Linked DNA regions of Homo sapiens: region 2 is linked to region 1. The links are chromatin contacts, found by Hi-C or POLR2A ChIA-PET in ENCODE. All regions are on one chromosome and are shown on one strand. The core of a region is the stretch at or near the end of the contact, and the rest is flanking DNA. Distances in the headings are between cores, read along the strand shown.

Region 1 (3,378 bases), core at 507-3,006:
AGATCACTTGAGGTCAGGAGTTTGAGACCAGCCTGGCCAAGAGGATGAAGCCCCGTCTCTACCAAAAATACAAAAATTAACCAGGCATGGTGGTGCGTTCCTGTAATCCCAGCTACTTAGGAAGCTGAAGCAGGAGAAACACTTGAACCCTGGAACCCAGAGGTGAATATTGCAGTGAGCCAAGATCACACACTGCACTCCTACATGACAGAGCGAGACTCTGTCTCAAAAAAACAAAACAAAACAAAAAAACCTTCATTCCCTTTTATGGCTGAATAATATTCCACTGTATGGATATACCACATTTTATTTATCCCTTCATCAGTTGATGGACATATTTGGGTTGTTTCCACCTTTAGCTATTATGACTAGCATTACTATAAATATTCATATACAAGTTTTTGTGTGGACATATGTTTTCATTTCTCTTGGGTACATGACCAGGAGTGAAATTGCTCTAGGCTTCCGTTAAGAGTAACTGTGAGATTCATTCTATATTGTTCATCAGATGGTCCCCAACAGGATGGATGGAGCTCCAGTGTCCACACTGAGAAGCTCAGCAAGACAGCCTTCATTGTTGCCACCTCCTTTTACATCTCACTTTCCTCACTCCTACAGCCTTGCTCCCTAGGATGACTCCCAAAATAAACTCCCGACACCCATGCCCTTGCCTGTTGTTCTGCTTTCAGGCAATCCAAATGAAGATATGAAAGTTCGGCCAGGCACGGTGGCTCATGCCTGTAAACCCAGCACTTTGGGAGGCCAAGGGAGGCAGATCACTTGAAGTCAGGAGTTCGAGACCAGCCTGGCCAACATGGTGAAACCCCGTCTCTAATAAAAATACAAAAAAATTAACCAGGCATGGTGGTAGGCACCTATAATCCCAGCTACTCAGGAGGCTGAGGCAGGAGAATTGCTTGCACCCAGGAGGCGGAGGTTGCAGTGAGCCGAGTTTGTGCCACTGTACTCCAGCCTGGATGACGGAGTGAGAACCTGCCTCAAAAAAAAAAAAAAAAAAAAAAAAAACAAAAAGATATGAAAGTGCATAAGAGTTCAGGCCTGTTCGTGTTCCTGTTCTTCACGTGTCAGAGGCAAGAAGCATGAGGCCTCTTCACCTTCCATAAAGGGAGATGGCGCCCACTGCACAAGGTGTCTGATGTAAACTAAGAAAAACCAAATAACAACAGCAACCAAAAAAAGGTGAAAGTCACAAGGTGATCCCAACGGGTGGAGGAAGAGGACTAGCATGTTAGATGCATATGATGCTAACAGGGGCCCTGTATGCATTATTCTGTTTAATTCCCACAACAGCCCGGAGAGGTTGATAATTTGCCTGGGGTTATCCCAGAAGTGAAGGAGCCCAGATCAGCAGCCAGGTTCCTCCGATTCCAGTGGCTGTCCTCTGTCACCTCTCCCCACCCTCTGGTCAGTGCTCTTCACAGCAAACTGGTAATTTCCTAACTGCCTTTAAGTGAAAGTATCTTTTTGGCTCCACATTCTACTGCAAAGGAAGCCAGATGCTATTTTTCAGTCCTGTGAACTTTCCATTTCTGGCAGGTGGCTGGCTCTCCTTTTCCCTGGATAGAATGTAATTTCCATTTGCTTTCCAGCAATCTTATTGATTGAACATGCTTCCAAATTTTTTCATCTTTGACACGTTTCTTACAATGTAATTTTACAGGGCAGGAATCATCCTTGTTGAAGAGGAGAGTCCAAGACGGGGCGGCATTCTTGTGTAATGAGTTGCTTTAGCTTTTTCTTTTTTTCTTTTTCTTTTTTTTTTTTTTTTGGCTAAAACTAAGAATGTGTCAGTGGCAAACACTAAAAATCCACCCCCATTTACTTCTTGTGGCTGTTCCTGAGGGATGTCAGTGATAAAGTCACCCAACTTACAAACTTTACAGTGAGTCACTCATCCCATTAAAGGCCCTTGAGATGTACGATAACAGCAAAAAAAAACCCCACCTTTCCAGAAGGATATCATAACAATTAGAAAATCAGTCATGATGGCAGTGAACCTCAATGTTCTGATCCACAAAATAAGGCTTTGGTGAAGAATAAATGAAATTACATTTGTGAAAATTTTGCAGTGTGAGCTTTTATTACTCGTATCTTTACAAAGAACATAATAGATACTGCTACATTTTTGCAAAGCAAGCTGACATCTGGAGTATGAAACAATCATTAATAATTATCTGTGCTGGTCAGGCATGGTGGATCAAGGTTGTAATCCCAGCACCTTGGGAGGCCAAGGCAGGGGGATTGCTTGAGGCCAGGAGTTTGAGACCAGCCTGGCCAACATAGTGAGACTCCATTTATATAAAAAAATTAAAAATCAGCCAGGTGTTGTGCCACACACCTAAATTCCTAGCTACACTGGAGGTTAAGACAGGAGGGTTGCTTGAGCCCAGTAATTCAAGGCTATAGTGAGCTATGATTATGCCACTGCACTCTAGCCTGGGAGACAGAGATAGAGCCTGTCTCTCAAAACAAAACGAAAACAAAACAACAACAACAAAAAGCTGGGCACAGTGGCTCATGCCTGCAACCCCAGCACCTTGAGAGGCCAAGGCAGAAGGACTGCTTGAGTCCAGGAGTTCTAGACCAGCTGGACAATGTACCAAGACCCCCATCTCTTTAAAAAGTGTAGCTGGGCCTGGGTGGTACATAACTGTAGTCCCAGCTACTCAAGAGGCTGAGGTGGCAGGATCCCTTGTGCCCAGAAGTTGGAGGATGCAGTGAGCTGTGATAGCTACACACTCCAGCCTAGGTGACAGTGACAGAGCAAGATCCTGTGTCTAAACAAGAAAAAGAAACGGTATCTGTGCAAAAAAAAAAAAAGTATTCAAAAGTCTAAACCTTGTGTTAGAGACAGCCATTGCACAAACAAGAAGAAAGGGAATTCATTAGACCATGCATAAGTATCAGAAAGAGCCTGAATGTTTTTTTAAATCATTATTATTTACAATTTTTTTTTTTTTTTTTGAGACGGAGTCTTGCTCTGTCACCCAGGCTGGAGTGCAGTGACGCGATCTCGGCTCATTGCAAGCTCTGCCTCCCGGGTTCACGCCATTCTCCTGCCTCAGCCTCCCAAGCAGCTGGGACTACAGGTGCCCGTCACCGCGCCTGGCTAATTTTTTGTATTTTTAGTAGAGACGGGGTTTCACTGCATTAGCCAGGATGGTCTTGATCTCCTGACCTCGTGATCTGCCCGTCTCGGCCTCCCAAAGTGCTGGGATTACAGGCGTGAGCAACTGCGCCTGGCCTATTTACAAAAATTTTTTAGAGACAGAGTCTTGCTCCATCATCCGGCTGCAGCCTGGACTTCCTGGGCTCTGACAATCCTCCTACCTCAGCCTCCTGAGTAGTTAGTATTAC
Region 2 (3,024 bases), core at 340-2,839, 630 kb after region 1:
CCACCTGGTCTCTCCCTTGACAGGTGAGGATTATGGGGATTACAATTCAAGATGAGATTTGAGTGGGGACATAAAGCCTAATCACATCAAGGCTTTCAGGCTGCAGAATGGGAAGCTGGAAAGGAAATCCAGAATCCAGCAGGACGCTTTGACTCAAAGAACTGAGCAAGAGCAGAGACTAAGCAGAGGCCATAGGGTGGATAGATGGATGGTGGAGGGGAGTCAGGAAAGGTTCTGGAGCTGGCAGGCGTGGAGCAGAGGGCAGGGATGGCATGAAGCAGCGTCACCTGCCTCTGCCCACTCAGAACACAGAAGCCCCGCCCGCCGATTCCTGGTGTCCTCAAAAGGCAGAGGGAGGCAATGGCAGCATTCATGGCCAGGCTCAGAGGCCACACCCTAGGGAGTCTGGGGAGAGGGGGAATCATCCCCGGGACAATCTTGGCCCAGCTCCTGGGGGCAGCAGTGAGGGCAGAGGGGAGGGATGCAAGTCGGCCGGCATGGACCCACACATAGACGCCTTGACAGAAAGAGAGGCCATTCCTACATTGCTTCTTGGTTGAAGTCATTGGTACGTGCTCTATGAGAGAAGGGGATTTCCTCTGGGAGAGGAGCCTGCAATGGACTGAATGTGAATGTCCCTGCAATATTCCTGTGTTGAAATCCTAACCCCTGGTGTGACAGTGTTAGGAGATGGAGCCTTTAGCAGGCAACTGGGTCACGAATGGGGTTACTGCCCTTATTAAAGCGACCCCAAAGATGGACCCCTCTTTCCATCAAGTGGGAATACAAAGAGAAGCCAGCCGTCTTTAGCCCGAAAGAGGGCCCTTAGCAGCCCCGGACCACGTAGGCACCCTGATCTCAGACTTCCAGCCTCCAAAACTGCGAGAAACAATGTCTGTTGTTTAGATACCACCCAGACTATGGTACTGTGTTGCAGCAGTGCCAGAGGACTAACAGAAGCCCCAAAGATGATTAAAATTAACCAAAGATAATTAAAATTAAATCGATTTTTTTAAAAGAAGAAACACCAAAAACCCACTGCAGTTCAAACACACTTACCTGGACAGAAAATTTTTAGGGAAAAAAAAAGATAGCTGCAATACACACACACACACACACACACACACACACACACACACACCCCAAATGCCAAGCTTCTGAATGCAGAGCAGGTGTGTCCCACCGGGAGGACATTGCCATCAGGAGGCTCTGGCTGATAATTAAGCTACAAACATGTACAGAGGCATGGCTGTAGCCAGAGAACATTGTAGATCATTAGGAAATTTCACCTTCTCTAGCTAAGGAGAAGAAAAATGTGGAGAATCTAGCAATCGCCTCCAAAAGCTTTCGCTTAGTGCCAGTACAATCTAAGAACAAGGAAGGGGTCAGAGAAGGGCCATGACAGAAGGAGAGGCCAGGAGGGGGCAGGCCCCGGGCACAGGGTTTGAGCCCCTGTGTCTGGGACTGTGGGAGAGGACTCGCTGATAGCAAGTTACTGCTGGCAGAGTTCCCATTTTTTCAGCTCTTGCCCCTGGATCTGGGAATGTGCTGCTCACTTCCTGTAGTCTTTCTGCCTTTGAGAATGAATTTCTAAACAGTAAAGATCCAGCTCTATGAATTCACCAGCCATGACTTCAAAACAAGTTTCCCGACTTCAGAGAGGCACACCTGTCATTGACTTGGGGGGCCATTTAGGGAATCAAGTGCCCCTCACTAGGGCCCAGCTGGTTGGCATGGAAACCCTCAGTGCACAGATGCAGGCTCTGGCAGGTTCTGGCATATTCTGGGGCAGAGCAAACTCCCCCGCTGTTCTGATGCAGCCCATCTTGGCGCCCTGGAGCCTGTCCATGGCTAAAAGCCAAACCACGTCAACGTTGAGATATTTTCCACCAGCACGTTATCACTCAACAAATAATGGGAATGCTAGACATTGAGTAAATAAATACGAATTTGAACAGGGGACCTAAAGGGTTTGCTGACCAGTGGGGTCTGTGGTCAGGGAAGGCTTCCCTGAGGAAATGATGCTTAAGCCCAGTCCTGGATGAATGAGTGAGGGCTCCCCAAGGAAAGGTCTTGGACAGAGGATTTCATGGGACTGTCATGGGAAAGGCTCTGAGGTGGGCTTGAGAAACTAAGAGGAGCCCAGGATAGCAAGCAGGAGAGTGGAAGAACATAAGGGGTGGAGGCTATGGTTGGGGTGAAAATGCAGGCGATAACTGTTGTGCCCGTTACTTGGCATTTTTTAAAGGGGGCAGGGGTGATGAGCACGGTTTTTCATAAAAACAGTCAACTCCTGCCAGGTGTGGTGGCTCACACCTGTAATCCCAGCGCTTTGGGAGGGCGAGGCAGGCAGATCACCTAAGGTCGGGAGTTCGAGACCAGCCTGGCCAGCATGGTGAAACCCCGTCTCTACTAAAAATACAAAAATTAGCCAGGGATGGTGGCAGTTGCCTGTAATCCCAGCTACTTGGGAAGCTGAGGCAAGAGAATGGTTTGAACCCAGGAGGCGGAGGTTGCAGTGAGTCAAGATCGCACCATTGCACTCCAGCCTGGGCGACAGAGTGAGACTCTGTCTCAAAGAAAACAACAACAACAACAACAAAAACGGTCAACTCCAAACTTCTCCCAATCCAGACAGACCAGTTCACAAGGGCCTAATGTCTTTCTCTACCAGGTAGAGAACGGCCTGATGAAACAGTGGCTATTTTCCCCAACTGCTTACATGAGAACACAGAGTCTTGGAGAATCCAAATAACTTGCCCCAAACCAGGAGGCCAACATGTGAAGGATCCTCAGATTTGGAATAAGATTTGTCTGACCTAATTTCCGTCCTGGCACAATTTGCGTGCCGCCTGCAACTGAGTTTTCGTTGAAGGGTCACTCACTCCGCCATTGAGTGATATTTATTGAGTGGCTACTGCATGCCAGAGGCTGTTCTAGGCAGAGCCCCGGCCCTTGAGGAGCTTATCTTCTGGCGTGGGGATGAGAGGATGGAATGCAAGAACCACAGAACACACACCCATC

The links. A loop is a pair of places that touch in the nucleus more often than their neighbours do. ChIA-PET counts read pairs that join two places held with the same protein, here RNA polymerase II (POLR2A). Pooled maps may share reads with other maps.
Region 2: a loop to region 1 is called in a map of mammary epithelial cell, with 4 times the contacts of the local background. The contact joins two enhancer-like sites. A Hi-C loop is called at or near these places in 1 of 168 maps with a recorded cell type or tissue (mammary epithelial cell) and 2 of 50 pooled maps. POLR2A ChIA-PET finds 5 or more read pairs at or near these places in 1 of 52 experiments (A673).

Annotation. Positions count from the first base shown.
Region 1 is chr17:66,271,420-66,274,797 of GRCh38, forward strand. No RefSeq gene overlaps it. Among named protein-coding and RNA genes, the nearest start is that of PRKCA, 30 kb to the right of the region's middle. Within about 2 kb of position 1,757, at least 5 of the 41 ENCODE cell types and tissues checked have a DNase peak (open chromatin) inside an H3K27ac peak, as active enhancers do.
Region 2 is chr17:66,903,607-66,906,630 of GRCh38, forward strand. No RefSeq gene overlaps it. Among named protein-coding and RNA genes, the nearest start is that of CACNG4, 60 kb to the right of the region's middle. Within about 2 kb of position 1,590, at least 15 of the 41 ENCODE cell types and tissues checked have a DNase peak (open chromatin) inside an H3K27ac peak, as active enhancers do.